Linked DNA regions of Homo sapiens: region 2 is linked to region 1. The links are chromatin loops, found by intact Hi-C in ENCODE. Cell type or tissue: chondrocyte. All regions are shown on one strand. Links, peaks and the distances in the headings refer to the core of each region. The heading gives the core; the rest is flanking DNA.

The links. A loop is a pair of places that touch in the nucleus more often than their neighbours do. Peaks named below come from ENCODE experiments on the same cell type or tissue, not always from the same donor. Only the 100,000 strongest peaks of a DNase experiment are listed, where the experiment ranks them.
Region 2: a loop joins it to region 1, with 3 times the contacts of the local background. A loop is called at or near these places in 9 of 110 quality-filtered maps.

The regions. Positions count from the first base shown.
Region 1 is chr2:194,160,730-194,172,998 of GRCh38, reverse strand. No RefSeq gene overlaps it. Among named protein-coding and RNA genes, the nearest start is that of LINC01821, 180 kb to the left of the region's middle. In chondrocyte, for the core only: CTCF peaks have their summits at 5,805 and 6,007 (motif pointing left); no DNase peak of the experiment used is centred there.
Region 2 is chr2:195,941,245-195,949,244 of GRCh38, reverse strand. The region is part of intron 19 of DNAH7 (dynein axonemal heavy chain 7); the gene reads left to right. Among named protein-coding and RNA genes, the nearest start is that of DNAH7, 120 kb to the left of the region's middle. In chondrocyte, for the core only: no CTCF peak of the experiment used is centred there; no DNase peak of the experiment used is centred there.

The sequences.
Region 1 (12,269 bases), core at 2,588-10,587:
TATAAACTTTACCTATTAATATCAATTAAGATATTATCACATTTAGCCTGATTTTGACTCTTTGGCTATATATAAAAGTTATATTTGAGGAAGCGTGTGTTATCATAGGTATGCTATTTTCCCAAGACCATGAATAAATTGCAGTTGGTGTAAGTGATGAAAATTTTCATCAAAATAATTTTCTGAATGACAGGTCTAATAAAACCTTGTCCCTCCTCCCCTCCCTATTGACATCTAAACATCTTCTTATAAACATATTTTGATACTAGAAAAGATTTAGATTTTGAGTTGAGCTTTAGGTAGTTCTCTCAACCAGAACACTAGACTCTTCTGGGAGCTGGAAATTGAGAAGTCAATTTTAAGTAAGTGGAAATCAATTTGACAGGGAAAGAAAAATACAAATGAATTCACTTGAAATAGTCCAGACAAAAAAACATTCCAGTTAATATATTTTTCTTAGACTTGTTTTCCTGCTGTAAAGTATATTCTACTTTTTATAAAAATTAAAAATCATCTTTAACACGTGTAGATATTCTGTTTTTTAGGATAAACAACATGTAAGAGATGATGTACTACAGCTATTTCAATAAATGAAAAACGTGGATGTCTATGCAGATTTCCATTCTGTTATAAGTTACTCTGGTAGAAGACACTCTAGTTTTATATTTGGGTAACATTTTCAATTCATCGCTAGTTTTAGGAGAAGAATCTTCAATTCGGATTTGCAGTTTGTCTTTTGGTTTATCCAGGAGTAGTAGTTATTATATATAAACATTGCATTATATATAATTCACTGGATGTGAAAGATTTCAATATACTTTCAAATATAGAAACTCAATACTATATATTGTATTCATTTATTAAGTAGAAATGTCTGAATAGCTTGATGTTTATTTGTAAAGAGTTTCATGATAGCATTTGTTGAAATGGCTATTAAAGAAACTAGGATTTCACTTTTCTAGATCAGTATGTATTCTACTTATAAAGACAATATCCTAAATGTGTACCAAACTGAATTCTGTATACAAAGTGCTGCATACTTCTAATTTTTTTTTTTTTTTTTTTTTGAGACAGTCTCACTCTGTCACCCAGGCTGGAGTACAGTGGCGCAATCTTGGCTTACTGCAACCTCTGTCTCCGAGGTTCAAGCAATTCTCCTGCCTCAGCCTCCCGAGTAGCTGGGATTACAGGTGTGTGCCACCACATCTGCCTACTTTTTGTAGAGACAGGGTTTCACCATGTTGGCCAAACTGGTCTTGAACTCCTGACCTCAGGTGATCCGCCCACCTTGGCCTCCCAAAGTGCTGGGATTACAGGTGTAAGCCACGGCGCCCGGCCCTATACTTCTGATTTCAAGAGCACAACAGCATAATACTTATTTAATGTTCCAAATCACTTACTCTGTTTTTCAACATGGCAGGTTCTTCTTTTAAATCTGCCTACAGACCATTATTGATCCCTCTCTAAGCCTTGTAGTGTCTCTAAGAAAAGGAATATGTGGTTTTGCTACCTGTGTTTTTTCCGTATAATTTTTATAACAAAGACACTGCCATGGGATGTAGGCCCCTATTAAATGTTTCTCTGTCTCTAAACTCAAGGCCTTGAAAAACAAGGGGTCAATGATTTTTTTCAAAGACATTTCTTTCCCTGAATGAAATACTCCCACAAGTGAATTGTATTCATGAGTTGTTCCAGGAAACTGGAAAACTGAAGTGTTTATTGCCAGCAATCTGATCATGTGCTTTAAATTCATTCCTAGATTATTTTTCTAACCCATACTTAATAATGGGAACTAACATTTATTGAATGTTTACTGCATACTAGTAAGTATTTGAAGTATTTTATATGTATCAAAGTATTAATATTGAATTGCCCCTATTTCACATGAGGAAATTAAAATACAGAAAAAAAACTTATACAAGTTTGCTGGTAAGGGCAGTAGCCAGGATGAAGACCTAGGTAATCAGGCTCCAGAGGGCACACTCTTAATCATGCTGCTATATTCCAGAGGTCCTGTGTCCTAAGAATCATATCCTGATTGTTCTGTTCTCTCCATGAAACAGAATCATGTACCCACTAAACTAAACAAACAAAGGTTAGCATACACTCTTGCACATTTATATTTGAGTGGATTGGTGTTGTATTTTATTTATAAAGATTTTCAAATGAAATAAATTGCTGAGTGTTGGCACATGCCAGTGAGGGTAAAAGAATAATGCAAAATGACTGTAGGATGTTTAGAAAATGACAAATTCATAAATTTTAATGTAAACAAATGATCTGCTAGAATTCGAAAAGAAAATATTGTGTAGAAAGCAGAAAAATAAAAAACAAAATCTAGGAAAATATTTTCAAAGGACACAATCTATAAATAAATATAACTGTGCATGTGTGCACAGTTATATTTAAGTGGATGTGAGTGTTATATACATGTGCAAGTGTGTAATTTTGAACCATTACATTAAAATTGATATGAGCCATTAGTTTTTTAATTGCTTAATTCGAGAGGAAAAAAAGTCACATTAAAAGTTCAGAAAAAGTAATTATATGCAAAAAACTTGTTGAATGTCTCAAACAGGTAATTTTTATGCACAAGTTATTAAAAGGATAATATAGAGAGATTTATATTTTTAATAATAAATGTATTTTGTGGAAAGTACTTAATTATCAATAGAACTAGGAAATAATCATTATGCTGTGTAGAAAGAATAAAAATGGTGGATTCCTGTAACACTTTTATAAAGAAAAATTAGATCTCCATACTTCCTGGACAATAAGAAGTTCAATTTCTAACAATTCCATAAGAATATATTTACTAAACCTCTTCTTTGCTTGAGAAAATTTCATTCTCTTTTTTGTCTTAGAACATGTAGTCTAAACTTCTTATCAGTTGCTGCTATTTCCCTGAATCTACTCTTAACTCTTTTTATGGTGACTTGTAACTTTTTCCTATAAAACCATATGTGTCCAATAATACGCTGTAAGCCAGATCCACAAGCTATTTAGAGCATTTCATTCTTGAAGAGAGGTCTGTTACAGTGCTTATATGATGACAGAACAATTCTCGCATACATGAAGCTCTGTGATTAGAAAGAAGAGGTGCTAGTAGCAGCACAGATGAAAAGGTGTGCAGGCTCCACAGAGTCTCAACAGTGGCAGCTCAGCTCCCTGAGCCAGTCACCATCTTAGTCTTTTTGAAAATCTCAATATTTCTCCTGGTGTACCAAATCATTACATTCACCATAATCGAACCTGACTGAAATGCTGAACCAGATGTCACCTATACTTTTTATATGACATTGGGAAAATGCCTTTGTGAATTTTTAAACTGTGATTTATACATATTTTTATTTGTCCCAGTAAAGTCTTTCCTATCCATGGGATTGGATTATGCCTAGATTATTTTTATCTTAATAATTGTATTATTCTAAGTAAATTCCTAATACTAATAATGCTTTTAAAGGTTATGAAATCAAATTAAAATTAAGTTATGCTGATAGAAACATAAACATATTGCAATAGTATGTTAAGTGTGCAAAAGTAACCAATAAAGATTAACTCAAATGATGACAGATAGATCTATATTTGGAGGAGAGGATTCTGGTCTTCTGTAGGAGGTCATTATTCAATTATCAAAATAAGGATTATGTGAGTGTCAAAGTAAATTTTCACAGAATGAGCTAAACAGGCAATAAAAACTTTACTCAAGAAAATTGTGTTAGGGGAGAGATACTGAACACAACTCTGCTGGAACAAAGGGTGGGTGATTTTAACAGTGAGGTGAACTAATGAAAAACGAATGAGGGCAGGCTGGTCAGTGTGATCAGGCCATATATGTTTGCTAATCATTGCTTATTAAAGTGATGCTCCTCCAATCTGACAGAGACTGAAATAAAGTAACACTATCTTTCTTGATGATTATATTTCAAAAGAGTGGCTCCTAAGTTTCTAAGAAAGACATTCCTGGGTTGTAAAACTAGTAAGAGACTTGGAGAAGATTTATATCTGAAAGCTGCAGAGAAAGAATTCACAATTTCAAGTTTACTAAAGTAAATAAGAAAATGGAGATTGAAGTCTAAATTTGGAAAGGAACCTGTTTAAAGTTTAGTTAGCTGAGGCGAACCTTAAAGCCCTCTTTGGTTAGAGCTTATGAAAACTTGATAAAACCAAAAATTGAAAAACAACCATTAATTGAAAAGTGTAGATAGTTAAAATAAGAACTAAAATATTTAAAAAGTAGTTCATTTTGCAGTGGGTGATGGAGCGTGATATATATGTGTGTGTGTATATATATATATATATATATACTGAGTATATATATATATACTCAGTATATATACATATATACTGAGTATATATATTCTCAGAATATATTCTGAGAATATATATATATATTCTGAGTATATATATATATTCTGAGTATATATATATATATTCTGAGTATATATATATATATATATATGTATATATTCTCAGACACAGTGTTGACAGAAAAAGCATTAATAATGAAATTGAAGATAACCTGTTTGTATGACCTAGTGAAAAGAATTTTTACCCAAACCAAAAACTAGGTGAACTCCACTAAGCTTTAATTATAAAATGGCTTTTTAAAAAAACTGTCAAAGTATATACAAATTAAAATAAATATATTTTAAAAAATATTTTAGGAACAAAACAATCTACTCATTGAATACCAAATTTATACAATGGCAGAAGTGGCTAAGCTGTCATTAAGAAGTGTCATTAAGTAAATAATATAAAATCTTCAGTATTTTAATAGAAAGATCAAGAAAACTAATATAGGCTAACATCAAACATATTTGAATGTAAATATATCTCCTATCTTCTCAACACAATGAATTTCTAGTAACTATTGTCTAAGGATAATCACCCTCAAGAGAATTGAGCCTACACTTGTTATTTATTTCTTCTGAAAATCACAATAATTGAATAATCTAGAAAATATATGGAAATGGAAGTATATTTATGTCACAGCACAGCCTGAGGTGCTATGTTAATAGCAAATATTCCCTGTACCTGGTGAGATTATATAAGGTGTAAAGAGCCTATGAATAATAGTAAGAAAACACCTAGGACTTCTGAATCAAAGGCCTGCATTATAGTCGACATTGAAATAGCTTTACCTGAATAATTATTCTGCATCTCTCTTGATAATGATAATAAAAACTAGCAACTGTTGTGCAATGCATTATTTTAATCCTTAGCAAATAGTATTTAAAACTGTTTAAATGCTGTGGAGAATACAAAGCTTAAAACAAAGTCCCTAACCTTTGAATATTTTTTAAATGAAGAGATAAGACATACAATCATTAAAAAATAATATAACATGGAATGGGTGATTGCATGTCAAAAATTTTCTAGTTTTTAAAATTCCACAAAACCTGATGAAGAAGGTCAACTTCTATCTTATCTTTGTAAATTTATCTAACACAGCAGAAAATAATAAATACGTTTTCTGATCTCAATGTGTGTGTGTTATATATATATATGTGTGTGCATATATATATATGCACACATGTTCCTTTATAATGCACCAAACCATTGTGACCTAAAATTAGAAGATGATTATTGAGCTCTTGTAAAATGTAAATTAAAATTTCCAGATAAGTTAACACACATATACACACATATATGAACAGGCATATGTATGTGCATATATATGAATACATCACATATTTTATATATATATATGTGACATTTGTGTGATTTATTTCTCTACCAATTAGATCAATACATTCTTTTTTAATTGTATTTTTGCTGCTAGTTTACATTTAAAATCATGTGCACGTTATTTTCACAATTTTTAAAAATAATTGTTATTGTGGTAAAATATATGTCTTAGCCAACTCAGGCTGCCATAACAAAATACCATAGACTGAGTAAGTTAAACAACTGTCCTATATTTTTCACAGTTTTGGAGCCTGGAAAATCCAAGATCAAGGTGCCAGTATGGTTGGTTTCAATAAGGGCTCTCTTCCTGGCTTGCAGATGGCCACCTTCTGGCTATGTACTCACATTGCACTTCCTTGGTATATATGAACAGTGAGAGAAGAAACTCTAGTATACCTTTCTCTTTTTCTAAATTGATCATTGTCATTGTACTTATTTATTCGGTATAATTTGATGTTTGGATACACACATATATATAATATTATATATATATATATATATATATATATATATATATATATATAAAATTATCCAATAAGGGTGGTTAGTAACCCATCACCTCATACATTTATCATTTCTTTCTGGGGATATTCTTTTAACTATTTGTAATAATCACTGCTTTACTGTTAGCTATAGTCATCCTAGATAAATACATTTTTAAAATTAATGTATGGCTTAACGTATGTTTCTTTGGAAATTTTAATTTATGTTTTACACTGTAAGAGCTCAATAATTGTCTTCTAATTTTAGGTCATAATGGTTCAGTGGATTATGAAGGAACATGGTGAATTTAGGCAGCTGCCAAAGGGAGTCAGTTGTTTATATGCCAATGTGTCCTACCTACTAATTTTTCTTTTGCAGAATTCACTGTGGTCTATGTGTGGTCCACAGGTTTTTAGGTCAAGAAACTTAAAATGTACTAAGTAGATAAAGTGTGTTTCTGTGTATGTGTGTCTGTGTGTGTGTGTGTTGTGTTGTATGTGTCCCTTTCAGTGGCATATATAGAAGATTCAATGCAGGTGTTATTAACTCTCCTCTATCTCTAGACAACAAAATTATTTTCAGAAAAATCCTACAATAATAGGTAATGAACATTTTTAATCATTATTTTTAAAGCCATTATTAAAGAATAATAGAGTTCATTTTTAAAATTATGATTCAATATTCATGTACAGACTAAAATTTACACATACCAAAAACTAACTTTATAGTTGATGTTCTATTTCACAGTCTCAAATTTTAAACACAAAAACTTCAATTGACCACATACTATGACAGCATTTTCGAAACTCATGCTCTATGCTTCATATTTATAATCAGACCTTTCATTATTTATTCTGAAATTACTGCTTAACTTCAGGAATTTGAAGAGACACAGGGTCTTGGACACCATATGCTTACAAATTATCAACCACTTTGAGTTTAATATCAAAACACATATATATTGCTGAGTTTATATGTGTTGTGGTAAGCTATATACTTGAGAGTTCTTAGAATTAAGTTTCATGTAGAATAAAATATATGTGAAATGACATCATGAAATGTACCAATTTGGCACTTGTGCATGTATTCACAAAAAATAACAGCAGCCACAAAGATTGTTTAGAATTTAGAAAAATGAAATATATTTTAGAGAAGTGTTCTATGACATTGTTTAGAATTGTTGACCCATAATCAGAATAAAATGATAATAAAATGCAGGCCATCTTTTGATGAGTTTATCATGATTTAAAAATATATAAACTATATAACTCATTTTTCTTTCTCTCTGGACACAATGCTTCCATGTAATTACATTATTTTGTTTGGGGATTTTTACGTGGTTCAAAATTATTGTTTCATATATTAATCTTTTGTCTTAGTCCCACAGTTGCCCAGTTAAGGTTTGTGGGACATTAATCTACCATTGAGAGAGCAATATTTTTCACCTTATATTGATATTATTCAAAAGAACCCTCATTGTATGTCCTTAAGTACCATCAATGGAAATATTATCATAATATAAATGCATCATGTTTAGTGGATGCACTGAAATGGTCTTTTGTTTAGTGTATTTTTAATTTTGTATTTTAACATCCTTTGCCTGAAAATTTTTCTTAATTCAGTCCAGAAAGGCACAAAAATGGACATATTGCTACAAAGGATGAGCAAATAGGTGCCAAGAGATTTTACATCAAAAGTGGTGAGAAGGCAAAAACAACAAAAACAAAAATAATATATGTTTCTGAATCAAAAATTTTACTCTTCAGAGAATTTAAAATTTAGAAATAGAAAAACCCATGAGGGATGCAATAGAAAATGCCCCATGATTGGAACAAATTGAAAGTGTATATGATGTTTTAAGAAATTTTATGTTGAGCTGTGTCTTGACTATGGAGTCAGGACAACATTGCTCTATGGTTGTTGGACTTAGCCAATTCCTTAAATACCTTTCTTTCTCTCTCATAAATTCTGTTTTTCTGAATAACTCTAACTAATAAAATAGCCTTAGAAAATAAGGGAAAATAATAAAACATTCAATGATCTGCTGCTTTCTCTTATTGTTATGCTGAGATCTTCAAGAAAAACACTGAATCAAATTTGGCCTCTTTAAAATATATATTAACTAAGCCAATAAAATGAGTGTTTCTCTGAAAGATCCCTTTGAGGCTTAACTTATCTATTTTTTGTCTCCCTACACCTCCAACCCACACCCCAACCACAGATATTACTGGAAAGAACTGTCCCTCAATTCACTTGAAGGGCTTGAATTCCCAGAGGCATATGACTAGTTCATGGAAGAATTGGTACAGTTCAGGACTTCCCAGAACCTAAAGAAGATTAATAGAAATTTATTGAATAATTAAGTTATAGATCAATCAAACCTCTATTAATTTACCTACATGTTGGTCAGTTCTCAGAAGGTGACACATGGATAAAGATTTACAAATTGGAATTAGTTTGAGGATTCTAAGTACTTTAGAATGCATAATACAAAAAAGGGCTTAGAGTTTTCTCAAACACTTGGGAGAAGTCATAGGCAACTTCTGATCTGTGTGTGTGTGTGTGTTTAGAGCACACTCAAATGAGCTTTGTTTCCTTATTTGGCTACAGAACATTCTAACATCCCTGGAAAGGGTGAACAAAAGGTGCCTAGTTTGTTCATTTTCTCCCTCAGAACATGCATGTCTGAAAATATCTTTATTGAAATCACGTTTTCAATTGGGAGTTTGCTTCAGTAAATAATTTTATTTTTCATACAAGTTTTACTGTGTGTTTAGTATTTTAAAAGTATTCTCCACTATTTCTAATTTTCAATGATGCTATTAGAAATAAAATGGCATTCTATCTCTTAACTTCATTTAACTGGATTTTTACTTTGCAGAAACTTTAGGATCATGTCGTATTTCCATGTTCTGATATTTCAGGATGTGTGTAGGTCTTTTGCTATAGGACATTTTTTTTTAGCCACTGTTTTGGTACTTGAGTTCTTTGGTACTGGAGAATATGCCTAAAGTTCTCTTTAATAATTCCTGTGCAACATTCTCTCTCTCTCTTTCTTGAAGTTTATTATTATATGGCACCTCCCCTATTAACCTTCGAATGCTCTAGTTTCCCTTGAATTTTTGTTGCTATGTCTTTCCCCCCAAATTCCTGAGAAATTTCTTCACCTAATAGTTCAATGTTTATATTAAATATTTATTTCATTATAGAATTAATTTCCACAGGATCTTTTTGCTTTGAAGACTTTATATTTCTTTTGTAAAGCTTATCTCCATCTTTAGATTTTTAAAGATATCAATCAAATATTTCAAGTTTACTCTTCTCTGCTTTGTCTATTTTCTCCAAATGTACTTTTTTATCTTCTCTCTTTCTCTCTCTCCCCCTCTTTTTTGCCCACATCTCTCTTTCCCTCCCGCCTACCTCCCCCGTTCCTGCTTTCTTTCATCCTTCTTTCCTTTCTTCCTTTTTTCCTCCCTTCCTTCCTGTTTTCCTACCTTTCTTTCTTCTTTTTGTGTCTTTTTAATATTAGTTTGAAGCCTTCATTAAAAGTTCATTGACAATCTTGAGCTCTCTATGCATACATAAGAGTGTGATACTAAAATAACCATTTTAGGTGCTGTGCAGACATGTGGCTGTTAGCTGCTGACTGTGAGAAAACATTTTAAATGGTCCATTTTCAAGGCATGATATTCTAAGTACTGGCAGCCAGCCTGAGGATGTGACAAAACGCATGGCTCATGCACCTAGAAAGTTGTGATAGGCAAACAGAATGTAGAAGAGGGGTCAGCCCACTGAAGGAAAGAAAGTTTCATTACTGGGAAATCAAAACTTAAGTGGGGGAAGGGGACCAGGGTATAACCTTATAAGGGGATAATAAAACTTAGCCGACATCCAAGGAGATTGTAACCCCATAGTACTTGACCAACGAAGAACTGTGGGAGGGACATGTGTGCTAGGAGACAAATTACCTACTCTAATTGCCCCGGGTGTGTGTGTGCCTACCAGACACCTGATCTTGCAAGACCGCCATTAAAAGTCTTGCTTCTGCTGTTCTTTGTGTCTCCAAGTCCATTCTTTGTGTTTGGAAGGGTGAATGTATTTCTCACAAACTTGGGACCCCACCTGGGGTCTCTGTACCTGTGTTGAGTGGGACTCTGGCCAAGAAGGGAGATGCTTCCCACCCAATTTTAGTGGCCTGTTCCATCAGGGCATCCCGGCTCCCCACAGAGGCCATAGACAAATCTGAGACTATTATTCAGGAGGCAGCAGAAATGAGAAAAAGAGGAGAAAAGCAGGCACTGTGGCAATCAGGGCATCTCATGCAAGAGCCAAGGTAGGAGAATTGGACTATAAGTGCTGCCTTGGTAGTTGGGCATTTTCAGAGGTCAAGGGTTTGTGACTGAGACATATCCTAGATATGTCGTCAATGCGGTGTCCCAGTACACGGTTCTATTCTACCGTGAGGGAAACGGCCAGAGATGGATGAAACAATTGTTGGGGTGTGCAAGAAACCTCCAGTAGTGGGAATTGAGTACACAGGGAAAAGCTGACACACAGACTGACCCAAAATGGGAAACAGAAATTCTAAGCCTAGAGGACTAAGGAAAGAGGAAGCCAAGAGACTCTCTCTGACATTCCCCAAGATAGTCCTTAGGGGAGAATGCTGTAGTTTGGAGGAACAACCCATGAAACAGGGACAAGGAAAAGCAAAAGACAATAAAATATTGCTGTTTTATCTGTCCCAAAGACCCCATTTGTAAGCCTTTGTTCTTTTGGCCTAAGTTTGGCCAGATGAGGATTGGGTGTGCCAAGCTCTAATTCTCTATGTGAATGATAAAACCCACCCCCACAAGAAGAAGAAAAAGAACCTAGTAAAAATCCCTTTCCCAGGGAAAAGCCCCAGGACCCCCTGTCATGCTTGCCTCTCCATACATCTCACAAAATAGAGGACAGGAAGATCAAGGGGAAGCAGGAGGGTTAGAGGAAGAAAGACCCAAAGACCATGGGGAAGCTAAACCAACTGCTCCTTTAAATCCTTATCCAAATTTAAGAAAATAATTTGAACAATGTTAGAAGGATGTTGTGAACTTCCCTACCCCTTGCACATAGCAGGAATCTAGCATGTTCCTGCTTAGGGAAGTTCCTATAGGATAGGGAGATATTGGCTTTGTAAATGCTCCTCTTATAAGTGCTGAAGTTAGAAATTTCCAGAAGGAAATAACTCCTAGAAGATCCTCTCAGTTTAGCAGACCAACTGCACTAATTCCTAGGACCCAGCTTTTACACCTAGGCTGAAATGATGTCTATCATGAATATCCTATTCACAGAATAATAAAGGTGAATAATTAGGAGAGTGGCCACGGCCATCTGGGAGAAACAATACCCTCCTGAGCAAGGAGTCTTGCCAGCCAAACAAAAATTTCCAAATGTCAATTCCAAATTGGATAATAATGCTCCAGGGACAAGGCCCAAATGCAAGACCTCAGGGAACTAATAATTAAAGGGATCAAAGAGTCTACTCCTAGGACACAAAATGTCTCAAAGACATTCAAGATTCAACAAGAAAAAGAGGAAACTCCCTTTGCATTCTGCAGAGGCTCAGAGATCAGATGAGAAAACACACTAGATTAGATCTGGAGGACCCAATAGGGCAAGGCCTTTTGAAAGTTAACTTTGTAACTAACAGCTGGCCTGACATTACAAAAAAATTACAAAAGATTGATGGATGGAATGAAAAACCAATTGAGGAATTACTGAGGGAAGCTCAGAAGGTCTTTGTAAGGAGAGAGGAAGAGAATCAGGAAAAAAAAAAAAAGGCTAAAATCATTGTTTCGACTGTGCAAGAGGTAGGCAGAAAAAGGTTAGATCAACAGCCTCCTTGAAGGAGACAAGGGAATGACAGATTTTGACACAGAGAAAGAAGGGAAATGCTGGGACGAGCTCCTAAGACTATGAGTAGATGTTACAAGTGTGGAAAGCCAGGACATTTTAAGAGAGAATTTTCTGAATGGGAGAAAGAAGAAAAGGTGATACCCCTCATGACCATTGATGAAGACTAGTATGGTCAGGGGTTTCTTCTAAGCAGGTCCCACCAG
Region 2 (8,000 bases), core at 1-8,000, 1.8 Mb before region 1:
TTGTCTCTGTTTGCAGATGACATGATTGCATATTTAGAAAACTCCATTGTCTCAGCCCAAAATCTCCTTAAGCTGATAAGCAACTTCAGAAAAGTCTCAGGATACAAAATCAGTGTGCAGAAATCACAAGCATTCCTATATACCAATAATAGACAAACAGCCAAATCATGAGCGAACTCCCATTCACAATTCCTACAAAAAGAATAAAATACCTAGGAATACAACTTACAAGGGATGTGAAGGACCTCTTCAAGGAGGACTACAAACCACTGCTCAAGGAAGTAAGAGAAGATACAAACAAATGGAAAAAGATTCCATGCTCATGGATAGGAAGAATCAGTATCGTGAAAATGGCCATACTGCCCAAAGTAATTAATAGATTCAGTGCTATCTTCATCAAGCTGCTATTGACTTTCTTCACAGAATTAGAAAAAAACCACTTTAAATTTCATATGGAACCAAAAAAGAGCCCTTATAGCCAAGACAATCCTAAGCAAAAAGAACAAAGCAAGAGGCATCACGCTACCTGACTTCAAACTATACTACAAGGCTACAGTAACCGAAACAGCATGGTGCTGGTACCAAAACAGAGATATAGACCAATGGAACAGAACAGAGACCTCAGAAATCACACCACACATCTACAACCATCTGATCTTTGACAAACCTGACAAAAACAAGCAATGAGGAAGGCGTTCCCTATTTAATAAATGGTGTTGGGAAAACTGGCTAGCCATAGGCAGAAAACTGAAACTGGACCCCTTCCTTACACCTTATACAAAAATTAACTCAAGATGGATTAAAGACTTAAACGTAAGACCTAAAACCATAAAAACCCTAGAAGAAAACCTAGGCAATACCATTCAGGATACAGGCATGGGCAAAGCCTTCAAGACTAAAACACCAAAAGCAATGGCAACACAAGCCAAAATTGACAAATGGGATATAATTAAACTAAAGAGCTTCTGCACAGCAAAATAAACTATCATCAGAGTAAACAGGCAGTCTACAGAATGGGAGAAAATTTTTGCAATCTATCCATCTGACAAAGGACTAATATCCAGAATCTACAATGAACTTAAGCCAATTTACAAGAAAAAAAACAACCCCATCAGAAAGTGGGCAAGGCATGTGAACAGACACTTCTCAAAAGAAGACATTTATGTGGCCAACAAACCTATGAAAAAAAGCTCATTATCACTGGTCATTAGAGAAATGCAAATCAAAACCACAATGAGATACCATCTCATGCCAGTTAGAATGGTGATCACTAAAAAGTCAGGAAACAACAGATGCTGGAGGGGCTGTGAAGGAATAGGAACGTTTTTACAGTGTTGGTGGGAGCGTAAATTAGTTCAACCATTGTGGAAGACAGTGTGGTGATTCCTCAAGGATCTAGGACCAGAAATACCATTTGACCCAGCAATCCCATTACTGGGTATATACCCACAGGATTATAAATCATTCTGCTATAAAGACACATGCACACGTGTGTTTATTGCAGCACTATTCACAATAGCAAATACTTGGAACCAACCCAAATGTCCATCAATGATAGACTGGATAAAGAAAATGTGGCACATATACACCATGGAATAATATGCAGCCATAAAAAAGGATGAGTTCATGTCCTTTACAGGGACATGAATGAAGCTGGAAACCATCATTTTCAGCAAACTAACACAGGAACAGAAAACCAAACACTACATGTTCTCACTCATAAATGGGAGTAGAACAATGAGCACACATGGACACAGGGAGGGGAACGTCACACACTGGGGCCTGTTGTGGGGTGAAGGGGTAGGGGAGGGATAGCATTAGGAGAAATACCTAATGTAGATGACTAGTTGATAGGGTCAGCAAACCACGATGGCACGTGTATACCTATGTAACAAACCTGCACGTTCTGCACATGTATCCCAGAACTTAAAGTATAATCATAATTTAAAAAAATAAGACATGTGGCTCACGCCTGTGATCCAGCACTTTGGGAGGCCAAGGCGGTGGATTACCTGAGGTCAGGAGTTCGAGACCAGCCTGGCCAACATGGTGAAACCCCGTCTCTACTAAAAATACTATATATATAAAAATAATATATAATTATGTAGATATATAATATATAATTATAATTATATATATTATAATTATATAAATATATATATAATTGGCTTTATTGAGATGTCTTGGTTTCCTTGAGGTGTAAACATGAAATAATCTTATAATTCATGCTACCAACTATACTCAACCAGTGACCTTTCTCACTCAGAGAGGCTCCCTTATTGATCTTTCAATCTAATTCCAGAATTTTTCAGTCACTTTTGCTTATTAAGAGAGTTTTGTACCTGTTTCAAATCCTCAGTCTTCTGTTCTACTCTGAGCTCTCCTCTTCCCCACAGTGCAAGTAAACATGAAGTTCCAGGGGTGGGGAGATATGGAGACTACTCTCCCACTCTACTTCTCTCCTCCTGTGCTTCTCATCTGGGTTTGGGACAAGGACCGGGTGAAGAGAAGGAGGAAGGGAGGGATGGGGAGAGAGAAAGTAAGAGGGAGAGAGAAAGAGAGAGAAAGAAAGAGAGAGTGAGGGTAAAAGAACATTTTCTGATATACCTGATCCTGCAAAATGGGCTGTTCTTTTTTGTCAGTGGTCATAAGGTAATTAACCTCCTGTCAGTGATGTGAAGGCCCTGTGCCTTTTCTGTTGGTCTTTGCAACTGGTCTAGCCTGTTGGAGAGTTGTGGGTATGTAATGAGCACAGATTAATCCGGGGTAGACAGGTGAAGATCCAACACAGGTCTGGCTGCTGAGGGACTTCATCTTGAGTATCTCCCCTAGGTTTGTTCGTTGTCTGGGAGATTTGGCTACATCTTCAAACTGACCTTCTGATGTTGTATTTTGCCATATTTTTGTTGTGTATGTCTCTTTACCCCATACTGTAGCAGTATTTCACAAATCTTCAGCCTTTAATTTCATATGCCTGCTTACTTTTAAGATTAGGTTATGGGAAAAAATTTTTCATCTGCCTGCCATAGCCCAAAAGTGGGGTCTGCAGAAGGGCACAATTCATCTTCCCTACCCACTTTGTTTGTATCCTTGAGCATATAGTTCTTGCCCCTTCTTCACTGGCCATTCCACCACACCATCTTCTCCCAGAGTTTTTTTCCTGTTCTAGTAGCATTGGAGCAGTTCAGCACACCGGGTGACTGACCAGATCTCCAGCTAGGAAAGATGTCAGTTTCCTCTCCTTTCAGGCCCTTAGAAAATTTATTAGGGACTCTCTTGGGCCCCCCTTCTTGAGATTCAGGGAATGGGAACTAGTTAATTACCCACCAGATGGAGATGAAGTAAGTGGATAATCCCTCTCTGCATGCTGCATTTCACCCCCAAACTTGGTTTTTGACTCATCCAAGTCTTTTGTATTTCATGCAAAGCAGACAAAAACACTCTTAAATTTTTTCCCAAACATTTTCCTTTTCTTGTCTAACCCCATCTCAATAAATATAACACTATTCTTTCTGTTGCTCAGGCCAAAAACTTAGTACTCATTCTTTATTTTCCTTGTTTTCTTTACTGTAGTAAATGTAATTTGGCAACAAGCATTTCACCTCTATCTAGTGAGCTGAAAAGCAGAAAAGATCATCTGCCAGGCTCTCTACATCTGACTTTCTGGAAGTGAATTAGATCTTGTCAGTTAGATACACTCATTTGGGATTTGGATGGAAAAAGTGAAAGTGACCAGCTTTCTGTCATTTTAGCTATTTCTGCTGTCAAGGAAGATCGTGAACACATGACTTTTTTTTCCAACAGGACTTATCTGGTTACCAGTTTTATAGGTATTATGAGGCAGTGATAATGGTGGCCTCCTGATCCCACCCAGTGAACTCTGGCATCAGAGCCACCATGATGGGTTGTTGAACTCAGTATTTCCAATGGTGTTATCCTTTAGTCCTGATTGGGGCAGAAGTAGTAAATCCTGAAAAGTCAGTTCTTATGTTTTAGTAGTCTGTCCTGGAAGTATGCTCCCCTAGGCTTTCCAGTGATTTTGTAATCACTTTATTCCCTGTGTTAAATTCCTTTTTGCTTAATATGTAGAAGGGTTCTGCACTGAACTTGAATAAACTATACCAGAACCTCAAGTATGAGATCTAGGATTGTTTATGACCCACTTGGGTTTTAGAGTAGTGAAGATCTAGTTATTGCTTGAAAATAGGACACTAGGAGTATCTGGTATGCAGTGTAAAAATCACTCAATCAATTATGTTCTTAGACTTCCAGAATGAACAATCTGTTGTACAGGGAAGTGTTTGGTGGACCATGAGGCTGCTTGAATAGGTCAATATGATAAGAATTTGAAGTACAAGGGAGGTGAGATGGGCTGAATTCTTTAAAAAGCACTGGAGAAATAAAAGACATGGTATAATTTGCAGTTTTAAATTCTCTGCTCAAGATGTGGTCAGAAAACTAAGAAACTTCTGTGATTTGCTAAAAGAGCCTTTTATTTCTCATAGCTACAAATTTGATATAGCCAAAAATGAGTTATAGAATCTGATTCAATAGGTCACCAAATTTCAATGTAATTTAATTCATGGCCTTTCTAGATCTGTTATGTGAAAGATAGTTTACTTATTGCAAAGCATGGGGTGGTGAAAACTGAAAATGGGGACACTTGGATGTAATTGACTCTGGGTACCCTGACCCTCAAACTCTGTTTAGCCTCACTTGCCAGAATCCTTGGCAGAGGTGTAGATAAATTAAGTGGCAATATATTGTAATGGTGCTTGTGTAGGGAGGAAAGAACATAAGTTAGATGTGGTCAAATGTGTTGATATGGGTGCACTTACCAGAGATCCTGTTTCAAGATGCTAGTCAAGGAGCTGTGAGTGGTTCTGTTTACTTGTTTTATTGACCAAACCTGGCTTCTGTAATGGCCTGTCTCAATTAGATAGAAATGGTAGAAAATCCTTGATTGGATTTAAAGAAATTAGAGAGTTGCTTGCAGATGTTTGTGCCGCATATGCTTGCACCATCCAGAAGTGGAAATTATAACTCCACTTAGGGGTGGACTTAACAATAGGAAAGAAATTCTTCTCATGGGCATAACTTCAATAATTATATTGGTTTTCTAACTTTCCTTGGAAAGAGTGCTTGGTCAGAAGTATGAATTTATGTTGATGATGGTCAGTAGCAAACAGTTATGCTGCATAATCAAGGACTTAGAAACAAGTTTGAAGGATTGGGAAAAAGGAAGACTGGGGAAGAGGTATGTAAGGAATCAGAGAATATACCTAAAAGCGAGCATATTTGTGTTCCATGTGATTGCTTAGTAGCAGGTGCAACTGCAAAAGGAGGAACTTAATTATATGGTTGACCAGTTGACCTAGTCTGTACATGTCAACCGGCATATGCCACTATGTGCACAGTGAGCTATGAAATAGAATAATCATTTAATATATTGTCCAAATTGGAGAACATTTGAGAGTTAAAGCAATTAATAATCTGAGAAAGCAAGCATGAACCAGAACTATCTTCATCAAACTGGGATACATGGCTAATGTAGCTATAAATGAAGAAGTCATGATGGCAGTGGTGGGAATTATGGAAGGAATTACTATCGGAGACTACCCCTCACCAACACTGCTGGGTGCACTCAAGCTGCCAACAGCAGAAATTAACATAATGCTTCTGATACAGCACTCATTTAGAGGGAATTGAATATTACATTGGCCCTCTTTCAATATGGAAGCCAGCAGTGTTGTGTCTGCACGAAATGAATTTTTGTTTTCCCACAGCAAGTTTCTGCCAATACTGTCATTCATTGACTTACTGAATGACTTACTCATTATCACAGTTTCCACACAACATTGCATATGCTAAGGAACTCACCTTATAAGGGAAATAAGACAGTTGACTGACATCGGTAATAGTAAAGGTCCTACTATGAATATTGACCTTAAACAAAGTGAATTGGCTTATATTGAAGATTAATTTGCTCTATCTGTGTATGTTCGTCTGTTCTCATGCTGCTAATAAAGACATGCCTGAGACCAGGTAATTTACAAAGGAAAGAGGTTTAATTGACTTACAGTTCCACATGGCTGGGGAGGCCTCACAATCATGGTGGAAAGTAAATGAGAAGCAAAGTCACATCTTACATGGTGGCAAGCAAGAGAGCATGTGCAGGGGAACTCCCCTTTATAAAACCATCAGATCTCATGAGACTTATTCACTATCATGAGAACAGCACAGGAAAAACCCACCCCGATGATTCAATTACCTCCCACCAGGTCCCTCCTATGACACACAGGGGTTATTACAATTCAAGGTGAGATTTGGGTGGGGACAACAAACCATATCACTGTTGGAAGGTGATGGGAGTTTGGGCTGCAGTTCTAGAGTGTACATGGTATATGTTCTCTGTCCACTCCAGGGATATGATTTCTCTCATAGGTAGAGTACATGGATCTGGGAATTAAAGAGTAAAAATAGAAGTGACATGTCTCACCAATTAACCATGTAATCTGCTAACAACAATTTTGCTTCTCAACTTTTGGCTTTTCTAGATGAAATCTAGTAGAGATTATCCTAACTAGATTAAGTAATCTCAGTGTCCAGGGAAGAAATACTTCTATATGAGGGACATATTAATGATTTCATTAAATGGGAAGTTCTTGATCTGCTCATTCCACGCTTTTACCTCTCTGTCTTTATAACTTTTCACTGTACTTACTCTATTCCAGCCACACTGGCTATCTCCTCTTCTTCCTCCTTCCTCCTCCTCTTCCTCTTCTTCCTTTTTCCTCTTCCTCCTCTTCATCTTCTTCCTTCTTCCTCTTCCTCCTCTTCATCTTCTTCCTTCTTCCTCTTCTCCTTCTCCTTCTTTTGCTTCCTCCCCACCCTTCCTTCTTCTCAAATAACAAACACACTGTATCCGAGGGCGTTTGCACTGGTTGGACCCTCTTCTGGAATGTGCTACCTCTAAATATCTGCGGTGTTAATGCTTTGCTTTCTTGATATATTTTCTCAAATATTACCTTTATAAAGAGGCTCACATCGAACATCCTATTTGAAATTAACCCACCTTTGACTTTTTTGGCACTTCTTATCACTTCTTTCTGTTTTGTAGCATCTATCATCTACCTTACTATATAATTTATCAATATGATGTTTGTTATTTATTGTCTGTCTCCCCCATGGAGGCTGGGATCTTTGTTTTGTCCACTGTTGTCACCCAAGCACTGAGAAAGGTCACTAACGTGTATTAGCCCTTGGTAAATGTTTGTTAAATGAGTAATAATTGAGATTGATGCTTGAATTATTGTTAATTCTAAGATTCTGAGTTTACTCTGGAAAACTTCTGAAAACTCAATTTTAGGCAAATGGGCCCTGAGATTTAGGTTAATCCTAGAAATACATTGAATCTAAATGAAAGAGTTTCTGCTCCTGATGAAGTCAAGGACTCTTAAAATTGTAAGAGGTTTTAAGTTCTACTCTGTCAACCTACATTTCCTTTCTTGAAGTGCAAAAGGTTTAATGAGGATCTTATCAATTTTCTGTTGTCCAGGGATTTTGCATTAGGAAATTTATGCTCCCAGAAATTTACCAGGCAGGCTTGAGCTTAATTCCATTAAGTATACAAAACTGCATTATCTCTTTTTTTATTTTTTATTATTTTTTATTTTACTTTAAGTTTGGGGATACATGTGCAGAACACGCAGGTTTGTTACCTTCGTATACATATGTCATGGTGGTTTGCTGCACCTATCAACCTGTCATCTAGGTTTTTTTTTTTTTTTTTTGTCATCTAGGTTCTAGGTTTTAAGCCCTGCATGCATTAGGTGTTTGTCCTAATGCTCTCCCTCCTCTTGCCCCCCAACCCCCGACAGGCCCCAGTGTGTGATATTTCCCTCCCTGTGTCCATGTGTTCTCATTGTTCAACTCCCGTTTATGAGTGAGAACATGCAGTGTTTGGTTTTCTGTTCCTGTGTTAGTTTGCTGAGAATGAT